Regions from separate parts of the Homo sapiens genome. Here region 2 is linked to region 1. The links are chromatin contacts, found by Hi-C in ENCODE. All regions are on one chromosome and are shown on one strand. Each heading gives the region's core, a stretch centred on a gene start or an enhancer-like site at or near the end of the contact. The rest is flanking DNA. Distances are from core to core; before and after follow the strand shown. Region 1 holds the start of NOPCHAP1 (NOP protein chaperone 1). Region 2 holds the start of HCFC2 (host cell factor C2).

What was found. A loop is a pair of places that touch in the nucleus more often than their neighbours do. Pooled maps may share reads with other maps.
Region 2: a loop to region 1 is called in a pooled map, with 8 times the contacts of the local background. The contact joins the promoter of HCFC2 here to the promoter of NOPCHAP1 in region 1. A Hi-C loop is called at or near these places in 6 of 50 pooled maps.

What each region holds. Positions count from the first base shown.
Region 1 is chr12:104,984,170-104,988,553 of GRCh38, forward strand. It overlaps NOPCHAP1 (NOP protein chaperone 1), which reads left to right and starts at 2,147. Exons shown (of 4, transcript NM_152318.3): 1 at 2,147-2,298; 2 at 3,998-4,084. The coding sequence starts at 2,184. LOC105369952 (a long non-coding RNA gene) reads right to left here and starts at 2,201. Exons shown (of 2, transcript XR_007063436.1): 1 at 2,134-2,201; 2 at 27-254. RefSeq lists enhancers at 1,801-2,313, 2,314-2,824 and a silencer at 2,377-2,626.
Region 2 is chr12:104,062,016-104,066,192 of GRCh38, forward strand. HCFC2 (host cell factor C2) reads left to right here and starts at 2,516. Exons shown (of 15, transcript NM_013320.3): 1 at 2,516-2,708; 2 at 4,152-4,177. The coding sequence starts at 2,546. It also overlaps a transcript of GLT8D2 not described here. RefSeq lists an enhancer at 550-719, a cis regulatory region at 635 and silencers at 2,043-2,202, 2,212-2,381, 2,363-2,532, 2,753-2,892.

The sequences.
Region 1 (4,384 bases), core at 897-3,396:
GAAAGAATCAGGTCACATGAACGGACTGAAGGGTAGTATATGTGGAGGATTTTATTGGGCAATGGATGTGGCTCTCAGTGGAATGGGGAATAGGAAAGGGGATGGTGGGGGAAGAAGGTGATCTTTCCCTGAAGTCGCACCATCTGAAGTTGGCCGCAGCTATCTGTAGTCTCTTCTTGTATCCCCAACACTTAGCCATTCATATTGCTCTGTCAGCTGGTCCTTTTATGGGCGCAGGATATGGGAATGGCAGGCTAAAAAGGCAACATTTGGGCGAAAAATGGGGTCAGCTATTGTCACTTAGGGCCACAGTTCCATGCTTTAGAGTGGGGTTTAGCTGGGAGCCCAATAATTCTGTATCACCAGTGCCATTACATACATTTTACTCCTTTTCCTCTTTTATTCCTTATAACATCCCCATGAAGTATTATTATCCTGATTCTGCAGAGAAGGACAGACGCTCAGGGAGTGATCTGCCCAAAGTCACAGCTACTAAATGAATAATATGACACTGGATTTAATCCACTCCAGGCTGATTCTGGAGCCTCTGCACTGTCAGAAATAAGCAGAAAAGATTGGTCCAAGGTTTCTGCTGCTTCTGCTTTGAATCCTATATAAGAGGGGTCTGGGCATACTGCAGGTGGTCAATAAAGACTGTTAAAAGAACAAACAGGAAAGGAAGCAATAGAGTGAAAAGGCAACCTACAGAATGGGAGAAAATATTTGTAAATCATATATCCGATAAAGGGTTAATATCCAGAATATATAAATAACTCCTACAACTCAACAACAAAAACACAAATAACCAGATTAAAAAATGGGTAAAGGAGTTGAATAGTCATTTCTCCAAAGAAGATATATAAATGGCCAACAAGCCCATGAAAAGGTGTTCAGCATCACTAAATCATTAGAGAAATGCAAACCAAAACTTCAAGATATCACTTCACACTCACTGGGATGCTCACTGTCAAAAAGAAAGAAGCAACCAAACAGAAAAAGGAAATATTGACAAGGATGTGGAGAAATTGGAACTCTTGTGCACTGTGGGAATGTAAAATGGTGCAGCCACTATGAAAAACTATACGGAGGCTTCACAAAAACCTAAAAAGTAGAATTACCCTATTATCCAGTAATCCCATGTCTGGGTATGTATCCCAAAGCATTGAAAAGCAGGGTCTCTAAGAGATATTTGTACCACCATGTTCATTGCAGCAGCGTTCACAATGACCACGAGGTGGAAGCAACCAGCACGCCTGTTGAGAGATCAATGGTAAGAAAATGTGGTATATACATACAATGGCATATTATTCAGGCTTAAAAAAGAAGAGAATCCTGTTATGTGCTACAACATGTCTAAACCTTGAGGGTATTATTTTAAGTGAAATTAGTAACAAAAAGGCAAGTACTGTATGATTCCACCTACATAATGTATCTGAAGTAGTCAAGCTCATAGTAACAGAAAGTAGAACGATGGTAGCTGGGCATGATGGCTCACGCCTGTAATCCCAGCACTTTGGGAGGCCAAGGTGGGTGGATCTCCCGAGGTCAGGAAATCAAGATCAGCCCGGCCAACATGGTGAAAACCCGTCTCTATACAAAAATACAAAAATTAGCCGGGCGTGGTAGTGTGCACCTGTAATCTTAGCTACTTGGGAGGCTGAGGCACCAGCCTGGGCGACAGAGCAAGGCTGTTTCAAAAAGAAAGAAACAAAGAAGAAAGTAGAATGGTGGTTACCAAGGGACTGGAGTAGGGGTAAATGGGTATAAGGTTTCAGTTTTGCAAGATGAAAATGATCTAGAGGTCTGCCACCACTGAATTGTACAACTAAAAATGGTTAAGATGGTAGATTTTGTTACGTGTTTTTTCACCAATTAAAAAAAAATTTAATAAAAAAGGATAAAGAGGAGGGAAGCCTAATGTTATGCTCTTTATGCCCGAATTTGGCGAAATCGAGCCTTGCCCGCTGTTTTTTCCTATGACAGTGTCTGAACCTTTCTTTTTCCCAGGAGTAGGAATGGCCCCTGCTCCCGCGCAGCCTCCAGGCTGCACCACGCTCGCCCCGCCTCTCTCTCCGCTCCTTACTCCGCCCACCGCAGTTTCCTCCAATCGCGGCCCTCTCCCCGCCCCCTTACCCGAGCCTTTTTCCTGCATCCGGGCCTGAGAGTGCAGGCTTGAGGGAAGCATGGAGGTCCATGGCAAGCCCAAGGCTAGCCCGAGTTGTTCGTCGCCCACCCGGGATTCCTCAGGAGTCCCAGTGTCCAAGGAGCTGCTGACGGCGGGAAGCGACGGCCGCGGAGGTGACGGACGGGTGACGGCGGCATGGGCCGCACACGTGCGGCAGAGGAGGCGCGGCCGGTGCAGTTTGGGAGCCGGCCGGTGGCTCCCTGCCCGGGCTCCGTACCCTCGAGGGGAGCCCCGGGGACTGCTGCGGGGCTCCGGCGTGCCCTGCCCGCGGCAGGGGTGGGGGCTTTGGGGCGGGCACCCGGCTGCGGGCCCGGAATGGTTTCCCCAGCTAGTGGTTCTTATATTCTGCAAGGTAGTGAGCGCCCACCCTGCCAGGCGCCGCTGCCAGGCATCTGCCCTGCCCTGGAAGCTGGGAAGCTCTCGAGTTCTTTTGGGGAAGGGAGGGCTTTTGGTTTGGCTGCCTGGGTCGGAGCAGTTGGCTGATAGGGGGAAGCGGAGTAATATTATGCTAACAGTCCCTACCTCTTTCACACCCACACAGACCACCCCTTAGTGCTGCTGTCTTGTAGAGGGAGACATGCATCCAGGAAATCCACACAGCATTTCAGACACTATAGGTAGAATTTAAAAGCACGAGTTCGAATCCCAGCTCCACTAGTAATTAACTGGTGGGACTTAGAGTTATTTTCATTCCCTAAGCCTCAGTTTTTGCATTTGGAAAATGGTGATAGTAGTAATGCCTGTAGAATTTTTGTGAGGAGGAGAATGCCTAAAAAGGCTTGGGCATGTTGTCAGTAAATACTAGCTTGAAGAAAAGGTTTTGTGAGAACCCAGAGATTCCGAAGGAAGTATAATAATGATAACCAAAGCTTATGTAGTCCTTACTATGTATGCCCCAGAAACTAACTCATCTAATCCTCACAACAACCCTTTGCAGAAAATCTGTTATCTCTGTTTTATAGTTGAGGAACCTGAGACATGATTTATCATACAGGTAATTTACCTTCTGGAGATCATGTGGCTAGAAAGTAGCAAAACTGGGACTTGAATTCAAGTAGTCTGGCTCCAGACTCTGTGCTCTGATCACGAATCCAGTAGGCCTTAAGTAGTAGGCATTCAATGGATGTTTGTTGCGGCTCTGCTTTGCAGGTGAACAGGATTTGTTTTTTAACCAGAGAGTTAAGGGATTTTCCGGGTATTAGAAATAGGGTGTGCAAAGCCTTGAGTTTTGTACGTTCCCCTCTTGGAACTCTGATGGGATAGAGAGTTGGGATGATTTGAGTAGTGAGAAATGAGGCTGGAAAGGTAGAGTGGGTGACAAAATCCCCAAAAGGCTGCTTTCCTTGGGTTGAACGTCTTCAGGGAAGGGGAAATACCAGGCAAGCATGTTTTACTAATGAAGAAACAAATGCTTGAAGATCAGGTAAGTTGCCCAGTGTTACACAACTAGTAACCATTTCTGGCTTCACTTAACCATTGTTATGCTCTGTACTGTTTCCTCCGTTCTGTCATTGCAGACCCACGTTTGTCTGCTAATGAATTTCTGATCCAGAAAAGTGCAGATTGGTGTGCATTTATTACCTGCCATTGGTGATAGAGGTGAATGAGACAGATGTAAGAAAGGAGAGGTGGCTGGCTGTACATAAAGAATTAAAATGTTGTAATGGAGCTTGGAGTTCTCCTTTAAAAAAAAAATTTTGGGGGAGTGTGGACAGTCAAGTCTTAAGACTGGTCATGTGAGAGGCTTACTGATGGGCCTTTGTTTTTTTATGCTGTAGTAAATTAAGGGTGTTTGTGTGTCTGTATTTTCAGGTATATGGGACAGGTTGCTCATCAACTCCCAACCTAAGTCCAGAAAGACCTCCACTCTTCAAACAGTTCGGATAGAGAGGAGTCCCTGTAAGTACCTCTTCCCCTCTCTCACCCTCTCTAATGCTGAGTTTTGTCTGATTAAGCTGTGGGACGGTCTCTGCCTTCATTGTCAGGTATCAAACCACAGATAGTCCAGTGGAACAAGTCCTACTTGGGATTTACATGATAAAGTCAGTACACAGAATGGAACTTCTTACATTATTTCTCTACTTTAAGAGGGTAACTTTTTCGTGAAAAATTGCTTGTGGGTTGAATTTTGGGAAGTCAAAAACAATTGTTAATCTCCATGGCAAATTTATTTAGAGGTTACTGAGCCTCAAACTTAAT
Region 2 (4,177 bases), core at 1,266-3,765, 920 kb before region 1:
GGAGAATTTAAGAAGCAGAAGCTAAAAAAAATAGTGAGAATTCCTTTTGGGGTTTTTGTTTGTTTGTTTGTTTTTTAGACTGAGTTTTGTTCTTGTTGCCCAGGCTGGAGTGCAATGGCACCATCTTGGCTCACTGCAACCTCTGCCTCCCAGGTTCAAGTGATTCTCCTACCTCAGCCTCCCAAGTAGCTGGGATTACAGGCATGCACCACCACGCCCGGCTAATTTTTGTATTTTTGGTAGAGATGGGTTTCACCATGTTGGCCAGGCTGGTCTCGAACTCCTGACCTCAGGTAATCTGCCCTCCTCGGCCTCTCAAAGTGCTGGGATTACAGGTGTGAGCCACCGCACCCGTCCTGAGAATTCCTTTTTAAAACATAGAGAGTTATCTCTCAAAAAAAGCTTAGATAGATGAGAAGGTGGAGAAGCATGCTGAGGTTTAAGGGAGTTGGGTGAATGAGGCATATAAGAGAAATTGAAAATGGTAAAATAAGAGGAAAAAAGAGTTTTAGGAAATTTACTATACAGTGTCTGTGTTCTCCTTTGAGTACCTCTTGAGAATCTGAGGTAGGGATTTAAATTGCTTTCAATTTTTTCTTCCACTGGACTTGTATCTCTTATTTATCTCTCTTTAATAAAAATAGAGATGGGATCTCACCATCTTGACCGAGCTGGTCTCAAACTCCTGGGATCAGTGGATCCTTCTGTCTCAGCCTCCAAAAGTGCTGGGATTACAGGTGTGAGTCACCATGCCCAGTCCTTTTTCAATTAAAATTTTAAAAAATAACTTGTATTGTGGATATTTAAGATATACAATATGAAGTTGATATCATATAGACCAGGGGTCCCCAGTCCCCAGCAACCAGTCCTCGGCCTGTTCGGAACCCCCATGACCTTCCTGAGCTCTGCCTCCTGTCAGATCAACCGCGCATTAGATTCTCATAGGAGCTCGAACCCTACTGTGAACTGCCCATAGGAGGGATCTAAATTGTGTACTCCCTATGAGAATCTTATGCCTGATGATCTGAGGTGGAACAGTTTCATGCCAAAACCATAGCCCCCATCCCCTTGCCAAGTCCATACCACCCACTCCCCTGCCAAGTCCGTGGAAAAATTGTCTTCCATGAAACCGGTCCCTAGTGCCAAAAAGGTTGGGGACAGCTGAAACAGGCAGTCACAAGGTTACTATAGTGAAGCATATTAACATATCCATCATCTCATATAGTTACCACCAACCCTTTTTGTGTCTCTGTGGCAAGAGTGGCTAAAATCTACTCATTTGGCATGAATCCCATATGCAGTGCAGTTTTATTCCTAATGGACTTGTGTGATTATGTGTAGGACCAAATCACAGGGCAGCTAGGCCTTATTAAGTGTTGCATTGGCTGGGTGCGGTGGCTCATGCCTGTAGTTCCAGCACTTTGGGAGGCCAAGGCAGGAGGATCACTGGAGCCCAGGAGCTCGAGCTTGCAGTGAGCTCTGATCGCGCCACTGCATTCCGGCAACAGAGCCAGACCCTATCTAAAATAAATAAATAAAAATAAAGAGTTGCGTATGACTGCTACCAGAGGCAGTATGGTATAATGGTTGGATATGACTGCTATCAGAGGCAGTATGGTATATGATATAAGGGCTTGGGGGTTCTGGAATCAGAAGCCCTGTGTTGGAATCCTGGCCCCAGTCTTTTTTTTCAACACCTCTCCTTTGTGTCCATCAGAAAATTACCTTACTGCACTGTGCCTCATTTCCCCGTCCATGAAAGGGAGATAACAGGAGCCACCACACTGGATTGCTGGATGGATTACATGAGTTAATACACATGAGGCACTTAGGGCATGCCAGGCTGTGGACAGCCCTCACTTGTTAGCTAGCAATGAAACAGAAACCTAGAAAACCATCTCTCCTCTGCTTAAGCCAAACAAACCAAAAATACCTCTTGTGGCTCACGGTTCCCAAGCTTCCTGGCATGGCTCCGCACAAAGCTGCCTTCGGTTCGCCCGGCAGGCTTTGTAGCGACCTTCCCTGCCCGGGTCCCAGTCACGGTCGGGAGCAGCCGCCGTGGCCCGGGCTCGCGAGGCAGGCTCCCGCCCGCACCCTCCCGTGCGAGGTCCCCGCCCTGCGCTCCCAGCTCTTCGAACCTCTACCCGAGCTTCTCTCACGTTGCTTGTGAGACTGCCTCGCCCACACATCCTAGATGCTCAATTAAAGTGGACGTAAAGGAAGATGCTGTGGCTTCTTCCCAAAATACCGAACGGGAGGCTCTGGGTGGGGATGGGAGACGTGGTCAGTGGGAAGCGTCCTTCCACCCTAAGGTGCGTTGCTCCGGGTGGCCGCTGGCCAAGTCGCCTGGGGTGGGGGCGGGGCTCCCCTGTCAGGACCCCCCTTCCCCAGCGTCTCTCCACTGCCCGCGGGCCTCCAGCCTGGCCGCCGGCGCCCGCGGCCACGTGACCCCAGCACAGCTGGAGGCGGGTCCCCGCCCTCCCCAGGGAGCAGCCGGTTGAGGCGGGAGCGGTGCATTGTGGGCAGAGGGGCGGGGGTTGGGAAGATGGCGGCTCCCAGCCTCCTCAACTGGAGGCGAGTTTCTTCCTTCACGGGGCCGGTCCCCCGCGCCCGGCACGGACACCGAGCGGTGGCCATCCGGGAGCTGATGATCATCTTTGGAGGGGGAAATGAGGGCATCGCGGATGAGCTGCACGTCTACAACACGGGTAGGCGCGGCGGCGGCTCGTCGGCCCCGCCTGCTGGAGCTGCGGAGGGGGAGGGGAGGCGAGGCGGCGGCCGCGGCCCTGACAGCTGTCACCGCCCGGTCACTGCTTCCTTGGGCGGGCGGCGGGGAGCGCGGCTCAGCCGGGCAGCCCGGGTCCGGCAGCTCTGTCCCGGACCGCAGCTCAGGATCTCCGGGGCCCTTGGGGCGCAACGGACCCCGAGCGGGGCGCACCGGCCTTCAGGCGGGGGATCCCGGACGCCCCCACCCCAGCCCGACAGGCGGACGCAGGCGACAGAAGACCATGTCCAACCGCCTGGGCCACTCCCCGAAATCTCGCCTCTGTCAAAAAACAAAACCCACTCCAAACCAAAGTTCCTTAGGGCCTTTCCCGTCTTTGCCTGCCTTCCTTCCTTAGGAGGAAGACCATCTAGGGGGTGAGGAGGGAAAACGAGAGGCCTTCTGGCACTCTCGCCTCAAATACAACCCGGTGTTTGGCAGGTAACGGTCAAGAGCCCCTCCGTGAGCCGCGCTCTAAAGCGGCGGGGACGTGGTGAGGCGGCCTTGTGTCTGCATACTCGGTGTGGACGCCCTTCTGGACTGGCCCTCGGAAAGAGGACTGTCATAACTTGAGCACCACTGCAGATCACAAGTGCCCCTGGGCAGGGAGCCCCTATCTTTGAGGACCTCTGTGGAATAGAAAGGAAACTGGATTTAATTTTTTTTTCCCCTTGTAAATGCTCAGGCTGTCACAAGAAATCTGTTTGGTGTAAAGACAGTGATGGAATTTTGGGTCTACTTCATGACCGATAACTTTTCTTTGATCAAACAACTTAATCACAGGAATAATTTGAAGGTTAACAAAATAGTGGAGTCTGAGAAGTTTTATTTTTTTCACCCTCTCCTCCTCCCAGCGCCCCAGCATATGAAGGTAAAAAGTTACTGACACTTTGGTCTTAGTGTAAAATCCCTGGCTTTGGAACAAATTAGACCTGATTTGAATCTTGCTCTGCCGGTTGCCCAGGATCAGCGCTAAAGTTACCAAACCTTTTTAAGCCTCACAATTTTCAGTTGTAAAATAGAGATTTTTATACTCACCCAGCAGGGCGTTTTGTAAGAATTAAATGATACAGATCAGGGTTTTTCAACAGCAGCACTCTCGACCTTTTGGGCCAGGTAATTCTTTGTTGAGGTTGGGGGAAGCTGCCCTGTATTGCCCTGTACATTGTAAGATGTTTGGCAGCATCCCTGCCTCTACCTACTAGATGCCAGTAACAGCCCCCTCCAGTTGTGACAACTAAAAATGTCACCAGACATTACCAAATGTCTTCTGGGGGGCAGAATCATCCCCAGTTGAGACCCACTGATATTGATGATATATATTTGCTGATAGTATATGATAACCGTTGTTTGTTATAATCGGTTTTCATTTTATTTTGGCAACTAGCTACGAATCAGTGGTTTCTGCCAGCT